Linked DNA regions of Mus musculus: all the other regions are linked to region 1. Evidence: chromatin loops called from intact Hi-C (ENCODE). Cell type or tissue: left cerebral cortex. All regions are shown on one strand. Region 1 holds the start of Crnde (colorectal neoplasia differentially expressed (non-protein coding)). Region 2 holds the start of Rpgrip1l (Rpgrip1-like). Region 3 overlaps Fto (fat mass and obesity associated). Region 4 has its middle 19 kb from the start of Gm36243.

Region 1 (2,500 bases):
GTGCGAATAGCGAAGTTGGCGGACGTCTTGTTCTCCCGAGAGCTGGGCTGGGAGGTGGTTTTTCTCCCTCCACGCTCCACAGTGGCTTCTCCCTCCTGCCGGAGGTCTCTAGGTTGAGCTGGAGACCTGGAATTCAGATCCCAGGGAGAGTCGATGGATGCCGGCGCTCAGGGCACAGCGAGGCCGAGATGACCGCCTTTCTGCGCCAGCAACTGCAGCAGGTGGGCAAGAGCCAGGCCTAAGTAGAAGGGGCCCCGCTAGCCCTTCCTTCCACCCATCCCTGGCAGACGACGAGAAGAGGCTAGAGAGGAGACTCTGGGGTCTCTGGCTGGGGGTGTGACTTTTCTCTGGAACGAGGAAGGCAGTGGGCAAGAAGTGCCCGACGGAGAAGCTGTTCTACCCGAGTCGGTCCCCCAGACGCCCCCGGCCCCTTGCCATCCCAAGTAGCGATGCCTGCTTCTCATGTCTAGCCACGAGCAGCTTGCCCCGTCAGGTCTGTGGAGCCGGAGGGTGTGGGGTCTCGCCCCTTTTGTTCCACTAAGTCGCCTTCCACCCTCGCTCGCCCCCGCCCCAGTTCCACTGCAAACACTGGGCAGTGAACAGTGTCCAACCCAACCGCTGTTTGTTCAGCGAGGCGCTGGCCCGGCAAACACACACCACAGAGTCCCAGGCAGAGTTCTCGGAACACCCCCTCCCCAAACCCCCCACGGCCACACAGTGAGAAGGCAAAACAGACCCTAGTCCCTGGTCTCCACCTCCCGCCGCCGCAAATTACAAACGCACTGAAGCTTTGGGACAGACAGGGGCGCTGGTAAACCAGGACCGCCGGCGGCAGAGTGCACACACCACACATCAAGCATTTTGTGGCCTTTCACAACCCAGCCACGCGCAGGCTGGAGCGTAACAATACACAAAGTTTCCTGTAATGATTCTCACTAGCCAGCAAGCAGTTTGCTCGGTTGGGGCCGTGGCAAACACTAACCCCACGCGGATCGCACAGGGACCCGCACCGCGGCGCGCATTCACGCACGCGCGCAGACTGCCCCCTCACTTAGCACTCAGGATACAGGTTCCGCCCCCGAGAGGTTGGACCCCGCGGACTACATTCTCCAAGAACCTCTAGGCCTACCCCGCCCTTCCCCTACACAGCTTCGCCTCTGATTGGGCGTTGGTCTCCATTAGCCCCTCCTCTGGATGACGTAATCCGCTTCCCTCGGAGTTCCAGCGCCAGGGGGCGTGGCTGGGAGGGTCTTTGGCTGCGTATTGTCATGGAGACCAGAAGCGGTCGGCTGCTGAAGCGGGCGGCTGCGAGCTAGACTGATCGGCACGCGAAACCGGAGCCCTGGAGAGCGTGCGGCGGCCTGAGGCTGCCTCTCGGGCTGACCATTCCGGGTTCGGGGTAGGCCGGAGCTCTTCAGGGAGCGTCCCCGCCCCGACGCGCGGGTCCCCGCCTCCCGCGTCCGCACCGCCCCCCGGCTCCGCCCGCTCAGCCCGGCTAACGGTCGGCGCGGCCTGCCACGAGGGAGCGTCCGCGGCCCGCGCAGAGCCGCGCACCAAGCCGATGGCGGTGGACGCAGCAGGGCCCCGCGGTCTGAGTGCGGGCAGGCGCGCGTGGGCGTGTCTCCCTGGCCCACGCGTGTCCCCGGCATCAGTGTCTCGGCTCTGGTCCAGGACGAAGACTTCTGAAAGCGAGCCAAGGAGGTTTGTGCCACCGAGAGCCCAAGTCTGTCACGCAGACATCCTCATTACATAATCCTGCCACTTGGGCGACTTGACTGTTTCTGTCTCCCCCTCCCCATCTTGCTCCCCACTCTATATTTTTTCTGCTCTCTCTCTCTCTCTCTCTCTCTTTTTTTTTATTTTTTTTATTTTTTTTATTTTTTTTGGTGTGTGTGAAGGACTAGAAAGTGTCCTGCAAGATATTGAAACATTTAGAATTTGCGATTTTGTTTCTCTGGTTGTCACCTCCGCTCTACATCAAATTTAAGGCTCATTTCTTAAGGATGTCTCTATTTTCTGCTTTATTTGCACACTGATGGCTCTGCTGCTCTGCTGGCCTCAGCCGCCTGCGTCTGATACAGAACCGCGTTAATAAGAGAGGGAAGGCGAAAGCTGATCATTAGCAGGCAGACGGAACTCAGATAGCATCTGGCGTCCTTTTCTCCATGTTTACAAGAAAGCTTTTATATTCTCGCTTGGTAAACACATTCTTGCTGGCAAACACAAGGTTTTAACTTTTTATCTTGATACTAGGGGAGAATCAACACTCCTCCCCACACAAACACCTTTTTTTTTTTTTCCTTTCTGTTCCGTCAGCTTTTCCATTTGGGAAACTGTTCACTTGTTAGCTGTAGTTCCGGGTCTCTTGTCGCTGAAGCTTTTTATACACCAGCAGAGGTAGGACCCTCATGCCAGATCACCAAGACTCGTTTATTCCCCCTTACTGCTGCATTTGTATATTTCTAAACATGTACTAGGGCTAGGTTACTCTGTTTTTAAT
Region 2 (2,500 bases), 1.0 Mb after region 1:
CAAGGGCCTTTGGCCAAATGAGCTACAGACAAGAGAGACTTTTAAGATGGGCAGAATCTGTTGTGTCCACTGAGGGGGACTGAATGCTGATAAGTTAGAACAAATCAATAGGTCCCAACTTTGGGGATGGGGGAAAAGGAAAATATTGAGCTTCCAGTGCTCATCTTCATAACGGACTGTTTATACTCTACCTATGTAATATCTGTCTTGCCATCTGCTGCAATGATATGAAATAATTATGCATTTAATGTAGGTGTCTGATACAAAAAAAAAAAAATGCTGCAAATAAGTCGCCGTTGCTGTTACTGTCATCCCAAGGAGTGTCCACTGTCAGAAAGCTGAACAGCAAGGACGGAGTCCAGGAATGTACTACCCACAGAAGCTATGTAAAGCGTATCTGATGTGCTGACCACGCAGACAAGTCATCTGGCCATTGAGGCAATGCTCCAAATAAAAACATGTCACCATACTAAATCTGTGGCTCAGCTGCGCTCGAGCTGAAAACACACAGGTGGTAAACTGGTAAACTGAGGCTCGAGAGTGGCTACAAATATAACCAAGGAATAGGGACAGAAGCAGGACAGGGACATAGATGTCTATCTTTTCATTTCTGACCAAGACTAACTGTATCCAGATCTGCATCCAGAGCAATATGAATTCACAGCACAGACGTGCGCGCGCACACTCACACCACGTCTGCAGGTCTCTTGCAAACAAGGCCCTGACACCCCTTGGCTTAACGCCGAGCATCCACTCAGCCATCCCAGCGGGTCTGCGGGTCCCCTGCCTCTAGCCCGGGACTAACACAGAATCCCAGACGCCCGGAGCCCCACATACCTTAGCTTCCCGCTCTCGTTCCTCCGCGGTCTGGACGCGCTTCATGCTGCTACTAAAGCCGCCTTCGCCACCGTGGGCCGTGTTCCCCCTCGCCCTGGACCCCGCCTCCTGTGTGTAGTTCTCTCAACGGCTCTCTCCCGCCTGGAGCCATTTGCTCTAATACCTAGAAGAACTACCCTTCCCAGAATGCTGCGCGAGACTCCCGAGTACTCCTTGGGCTCCGGAGCTGAATTTCTCCAGTCAGCTAGCAGGGCTAGCGTAGTCCGCTACGCGACCCGCCGACGGCCCGCACCCTACGGAGAACTACATTTCCCAGTGGGTAACGGGACTCACTGTTTTCCCGTGCTCCTCTGGGCCTGCAGAGGCTCGCGCCCTGGGCGCTATAGCAACCGGTAGCTAGCTGAGGGCGAACGCGGAGGTGAGTACTCTGTGAGGTGGGGGCTAATGCAGGTTGGCTGGCTCTTCCGCGGCCTCACAACTGAGCCTGGAGTCTGTTCGAAGCCCAGGATAGACCTGGGATTCTTGCGTGGAAAGCAGTCCATCCCGACACACCTCCACATCCGCAGGCCTGCATCTGACTCGCCCTGACCGCCCGCCCAGCCAGAAACGCAGCTGATAAGAATTGGCAACCCTAAGTCCTACAACTCAAAGGTCCCAGTCACATTTCACTCTGTTTCCCAGAAACTGGGCTTGGATGGTAGAACCTAAGCCTCCCAAGAGGCTTGTTACTGTTGTTGTTGTTGGCTTGTTACTGTTGTTGTTGTTGCTGCTGCTGCTGATTGTCGATTAGTTTTTAAAAGGGGGTCTCCCTATGCATCCTAGGCTGGCCTTAAACTAGCCTTTTTAGCCCATGCTCGTCTCAAATTCAATCAATAATAGGTCTTGCCTCAAGTTCCCACCACCACAATCAGTTTCTAGTGGCCTATCTTTTATTCTTTATTACTGTTTCTCATCTGACTACTCCCATAGTCTGTTAAAGCCATTACAGGGCAGAGACTTTGTTTAAACTCAGTGCCTGGCATTCATTCATTCATTCATTCATTCAATAAATGATAGCGTTAATGTCTACTATGTGACATCAGATAGCAGAAGAGGAACTATTTGGGGGAGGAAGGAGACCAGTGAGAGGAAGCTAGAGAGATGGGGGGGGGAGTGGTAGGGGACAGATATAAGCAAGAAACTATGATATAGGTGTGAAAATATACTAGGTTAAAAATGCATGACATGACAATGAATTACGATACAACTCTGGGATAATGACAAAGGCTGTTGCTGTAAGCAATAAGCCACAGCAGGGTGGTGGCACACTCAGGACAAATTCAGAGTCTACTCAGGGCATGGTGACACCCGACTTTAATCGTAACACTCTGGAAGTAGAGGCAGGGAGATCTTTGAATTCCAGCCAAGTTTATATAGTGAGATGACCCCCCCCCCCATTTTTTAAAGAAAAAAAAAACACAAGGAAAAAATAGAGAATTTGAGGCCAGTATGTTTAGTGTTCTTGGTGAATTTCATGTCAGCCTAGACAGCCTGGGCTTCCCTTGAAAAAGAAAAGTTAGAAACCAGGAAGAAAATTAACACAGAACAGTAAGGGAAACTCTAAGGAAAGGTCAGTTGGACTGAGCTCTGAAGTATGAGGAGACAGAAGAGCCTTAGGAGCAAG
Region 3 (2,500 bases), 820 kb after region 1:
TGCCTCTGCCTGCCTCCAAAGTGAAACCACCGGGGATTGGCAGAAGGCACTTGTCTGACAGGGCCAGGACAGCCTTTCTCCTCCACGACAGCCCGGGCCTACCCTCTTAAACTTGACCCACCGTAATTCCTTCACAATGCAGCAGCGAGGCAGCTGACAGTAGCAGCTGCAGTTCTAAGCGAGATGGATGGAATTTTCATAACTGGTTCCCCAAGTTACATTTTACCTTCAAGATAATTTATGAGCTGCTCTGAAGCCTTGAAGAGACAATATGCTTGCCATAAAATTAACTCTAACAGTCTTGTAGGTTATAATTAACACTGGGAGGGGAACGCCAACTGGACGAAACACATGGCGTAATTGATGGTGAAGCAGGGCGCAGAGGAGGCTGGCAGTGTGACTGCTGCTGCTGCTGCTGCTGCTGCTGCTGAGCACGAGTGTGAGAGCACATGCACACACGCACGCACACAAGTGCACATGCGCACACGCACACAGACACACACTCAGCACAACCCGGGCTTTTCTGAGGCTTCATCACAGTCACCTAGCAGGCCTCATGGCCAGGGACAGAAGAAGCCAGAGCTGAGCAGGGAGGTAGGGGGTTTGAAGCTCAACCCTGGGGCAAGTGGGTGGAGCCACAGAGCGGAAGGGGATGGGCAGCAATCCTGGAACTGTCAAGGAGCTGGGTGGTATACTGACAGCTCAGGCCAGGTCCCACAGGGGAGCCTTCCATGAAAAAAATGACTTCATTAAACAAACAAACAAACAAACAAACAAGCAATCATCTTTGGCAGTGAAGGATACACAAAAAATAGAGAATCAAGATTTCTAAAAAGGTTCTTCCAGGACTCAAGCTAGACACTCAGAACACCACAGAAGGAAGTCTTTTCTACAGTGTGGACATCTCAGGAGCCAACAAAGGTGATCAGTGAAACGTGGATGTTTATTAAATTACAAAGTCCAGGGGTGACAACAGAGGAGGCTAATCAGAAGTCATGCCAATCACTGCGGTTTTTCCTGACATGGCAAGCTGTTTCTGTCTGTGCCTGAATCCTGAACTGCCCGATCGACACTCATGCCTAACACTGGGACCAGTCAAATAATTTTAATGAGCAATTTTAAGGTGACTGGCCTATTTTCCTTCTCTGGTTTGGTTTGTTTTTGTCCTAGGACAAGATACTGGAGAGTTCTGATAAATGACGCAACAGTGCCCCCTGCAGGCCGTCTGTGCTGCACTCCGCCAACCTGGCACCTTCTGAACCAGAAGCCAGCTCAACTTTATCTATAACCTGGAATATTCATTACAGAGTAAATTTGTAAAATACACTGGGGACACCCCTGAGATAGAATAAAATGACTATTCTTCACGTGTAGTAAATTGTTTCCCAGATATAAACATACTGTTCCGCTGACGAGGAACCTGTGATAGAGCAGATAAATCGCTACCCTTTCACCTCAGGGCGCCTGCTCCACTCGGCCTTGATTAACACGGCCCCAAAATTACTTGACCTGGAGGCTGTACAGAGTCTTGGAGGCTCAACTTTGATGTTCTCTCATCTTCCTCCCCACTCTCCTGCCTCCTAAAAAGATTGCAATCAATACAAAAGAAACAACACAGCTATAAAAGGTGGAGACTTCCCGTTAGAAGACTAATGGTGGCGAGATTCATACGGCACGGGCTGCAGATGACTGCCTCGCCGAGAGATGCACTCAGAGCGGCACACACGGCGAGGTGTGCTCAGGTGGCAGAGGAAATAGGTATTTACACACACAATTGCTTATCCCCACACCGGGAAAGACCTGGAAGCACTGGACGTCCTGTACGGTGAGACCGAAGTCAACACACTGAGCCATGTGAGTAGCTGACAGAGCTTTGCCACTGTCCCACTGTGCTCCTAGCAGCGGAGCCAGGCATGCTAACTTAAGTTTCATCTCTACTACTGACTAGCAGTCAGCCTGGGCGACGTGCTCTGTATCCTGAGCTGCAGTCTCATCACAGAGAGCACTGAGCACTTCCAGTTGTTGTCAGCTGGTTCTAGTTCACTATCACTACCGGTGGCTCCACTCCAAGTTTTAAGGGAAAGGAGGGAGAAAGCCATGTCTATGATTGCCGCTCTCCGGGATCTTTTATCCAGGCTGGAAGATGTCACCTGCCTGGAGGGTCACGTGGCTCAAGACGCTGTATTTTAGGTAAAGTTGAATTGATCCAAAGTGTCTGTGAACTGCCTAGATTTTTACACCCAGTTGCTCAGAGAGCCTGGAGCCCAGACCTACATCTGTCATTTCTAGGTGCGAATACTTAGCCCAAGCCCAGAGAAGGACTAGCGCAGGTTGTTTCCTCTCTACACCTCACTCAGCACTAACGGGCCTCCATTATCAGTGTGGGGCTTCACATTTGGACACTCTGCCAAAGGAGAGGGCAGTGTGAAAGAGTGCATTCTTGACTTTGTTCTTTTGGTCCGTCCGGGCACTGTTCTATTGCTGTGAGAAGACAACTTGG
Region 4 (2,500 bases), 1.2 Mb after region 1:
TATCTGTTCTTTCAAAAAGAAAAGCCAGGGATAATGTGAGCCAGCCTGGGACATCACACCAAAGGAACAACAGAAAAGTCCACACCTGATGGTAGGTAAGGCAGAACTAACTACCAGTAGGGGCAGGCAAAGAGAGATGTAGGGTCAGTAGACCTATACTGTGAGCAAATCTGGTTGCAGAGAGGGGTACTGCATACCCAAGGAACCCTCAAAACTTTCTGTGGTTTAATGTGGATGCCACACTGGAGAAGTCCTGGGAGATTGTCCAAAATCAATTTCTCAGAATTTAGTGAGGGATTTCGTGCACAGGACACAGAAAGTTTGGAGGAGAAGGACAGTTGTCATCAGGGCTGGAACTGTGCAGAGGAGTAGCTGGCGACACATGCCTCTTCCTTGCCCCAGCCTCTCTGTAGGTATACAAATGCCACATCTACATTACTAACATTTGTAGCTAGATGATATTTCTTCCAAATTCCTCAATGCTTGAGTGACATTTTTCCCAATAAGTTATTTTTTTAAGAGTATGAGGGTGTTCTGAGACCAGAATGTTTGTGAGTAGCAGTTATATGGATCCTCAAAGATACATCTGTAGTGTGCACACACACTCAAATATTCTTTAAAGCTCTTTCTCCTTTTCTTTCTTTCTCTCCTCTCTGTTTCTCTGTCTCTTTCTCTCTCCCTCTGTGTGTGTGTATGCTGGGGATCAAACTCAGGACCTTGACTGTGCTAAGCATACACTTCACCACTAAGCTAGCCCCCAACCAAAAATGATTGTATTTTTATTGCTTTTACTTATAAAATAATGAGTTTCATTATAACATTTTCAGACATGCATATTATAATACTGTGTGTATGTTCACATATGTAGTTACATCTAGGCTCAGCATGAAGAGAAACACTTGATAACTGTCTCCCTTTCATTACCTTCTCTTCTTCCTCTCTCCCTGTGAGCCCTTTCTCTCCCAAGAAAGCAGAGTGTGCGTTCTCTCTCTCGTGCCTGCTGGACAGACCAACACTGCTGGAGCATAGATGCCTAGCACTGGAGCCTGCCTGAACGAGCCAGGCAGCCCCCAGCAACCAGAAATGCCCAGGTGCTAGCAGCCTGGGTGTAAGGCCTGCTGGTAAAGAGAAGGCACAATCAGGGCAGCAAGGCTAGGTGCCCTGCCATCTCTGCTGCCAGGCCAGACTCTGTCTCAGAGACCTTCTGGGCTACCACAGGCTTAAAAAAAATGTCTGCAGGACTCTTGGGCCTCTTCTTCCCCAAGCTCTGTTGAGGTCAAATGGGGGCTGGGGGGCAGTTAAAGGCTGAAGCCGCCACCACCATCAGCATCCTCCATCCCTGTAAGCTGCACAGCACACGGAAAAGTCTGCGTTTTCTGGTTGTTCAAACTCAGAAAGTTCAGCCAGAGAAGCGCCAAACATCTGCCTTTTACAGCCCAGCACCCCCAGCGCACCGCGCCGCGACAGCCTTTTGTAAGGCTATGGCTCCATCTACAGCCTAAGCAAGGAGCGGATGCACTGGGTTTCTCTGCGAGCAGCGGAGGGGTGGAGCACAGGCTCGCTGCAATTAACACTAATAAAGTGTTTTCTTCTAGCTGCACTGTTTATTCAACGCAGACGCGGCTTACGCTGGAAGTTATTTACTCAGACTATGTCTACAATAACAGCTGTTCAGAATATACCAGAACCTCTTTAGCCAAAATCGGCTTGGAGTCTCTATTTTAAACCACTGTTTGTTATGAATTGAGTTAAATATCCTTTTACCACTGTGTTTCTCTATTGTTGCAATGGAACCCATACAAGCCTTTAAGATGCCAAGATCCCATGTTCTTTCTCATTCTCTCAACAAACATTCAATTAGCACCTACTGTGAGGCTGGTATAGCATTGAGTTAGACTCCATCCCAGTCATCATCAGAAAGAAGGCTGCTCTGACTGGGTGAAGCATTTCCATATGGGTGGAGAAAGAAGGAAAGAAAAGACCAAAACCCTGAGTGATTCAGAAATAGAGACAGAGTAGAAACAGCGGGCATGAATGAGGTCCTTTGATTCAGGCAGAGGCAGAAGCCAACCTCATACATCAGCAACATTTTTATCCTCTTCAGTCATCTTTCCCTCAGAAGTGTAGGTAGGCTGGTCTTGGCTCCACACACCTGGAGCAGGAGGGGCCATGAGTTCAAGACCAGCGTGGGCTTGATCAGTAGCAAGTTTGAGGCCAGCCTGTGTCCAAAAATAAGATATAGTTAGCTGTTTCCTAAATAAGTAACTGTTTTGTGAAGGAAAAAAAAAAGATGAAAGAAAATAACCTGTCAAAATCCTACTGAGCAAAAATAAATTGTATGTTTATAAACATGTCAAGGTCTTATTTTTTTTAAGATTTATTTATTTATTATATGTAAGTACACTGTAGCTGTTTTTCAGACACACTAAAAAAGAGGGCATCCGATCTCATTACAGATGGTTGTGAGCCACCACGTGGTTGCTGGGATTTGAATTCAGGA

Evidence for each region. Hi-C counts contacts between places; a loop is a spot of excess contacts. Peaks named below come from ENCODE experiments on the same cell type or tissue, not always from the same donor. Only the 100,000 strongest peaks of a DNase experiment are listed, where the experiment ranks them.
Region 2: a loop joins it to region 1, with 3 times the contacts of the local background. A loop is called at or near these places in 9 of 42 quality-filtered maps.
Region 3: a loop joins it to region 1, with 19 times the contacts of the local background. A loop is called at or near these places in 22 of 42 quality-filtered maps.
Region 4: it touches region 1 in a loop (5-fold over the local background); 13 of 42 quality-filtered maps call a loop at or near these places.

Annotation. Positions count from the first base shown.
Region 1 is chr8:92,354,889-92,357,388 of GRCm38, reverse strand. It overlaps Crnde (colorectal neoplasia differentially expressed (non-protein coding)), which reads left to right and starts at 1,269. Exons shown (of 4, transcript NR_110452.1): 1 at 1,269-1,701. In left cerebral cortex, CTCF peaks have their summits at 1,265 and 1,503; DNase peaks (open chromatin) are centred at 1,184 and 2,054; H3K4me3 peaks cover 1,231 bases.
Region 2 is chr8:91,311,958-91,314,457 of GRCm38, reverse strand. It overlaps Rpgrip1l (Rpgrip1-like), which reads left to right and starts at 1,236. Exons shown (of 26, transcript NM_173431.2): 1 at 1,236-1,255. It overlaps Fto (fat mass and obesity associated), which reads right to left and starts at 933. Exons shown (of 9, transcript NM_011936.2): 1 at 838-933. The coding sequence starts at 882. In left cerebral cortex, a CTCF peak has its summit at 1,080; a DNase peak (open chromatin) is centred at 1,041; H3K4me3 peaks cover 1,980 bases; H3K27ac peaks cover 1,305 bases.
Region 3 is chr8:91,530,887-91,533,386 of GRCm38, reverse strand. The region is part of intron 8 of Fto (fat mass and obesity associated); the gene reads right to left. Among named protein-coding and RNA genes, the nearest start is that of 4831440D22Rik, 64 kb to the right of the region's middle. In left cerebral cortex, a CTCF peak has its summit at 1,235 (motif pointing left); DNase peaks (open chromatin) are centred at 328 and 1,206; H3K27ac peaks cover 185 bases.
Region 4 is chr8:91,190,001-91,192,500 of GRCm38, reverse strand. No RefSeq gene overlaps it. Among named protein-coding and RNA genes, the nearest start is that of Gm36243, 19 kb to the left of the region's middle. In left cerebral cortex, a CTCF peak has its summit at 1,487; a DNase peak (open chromatin) is centred at 1,483.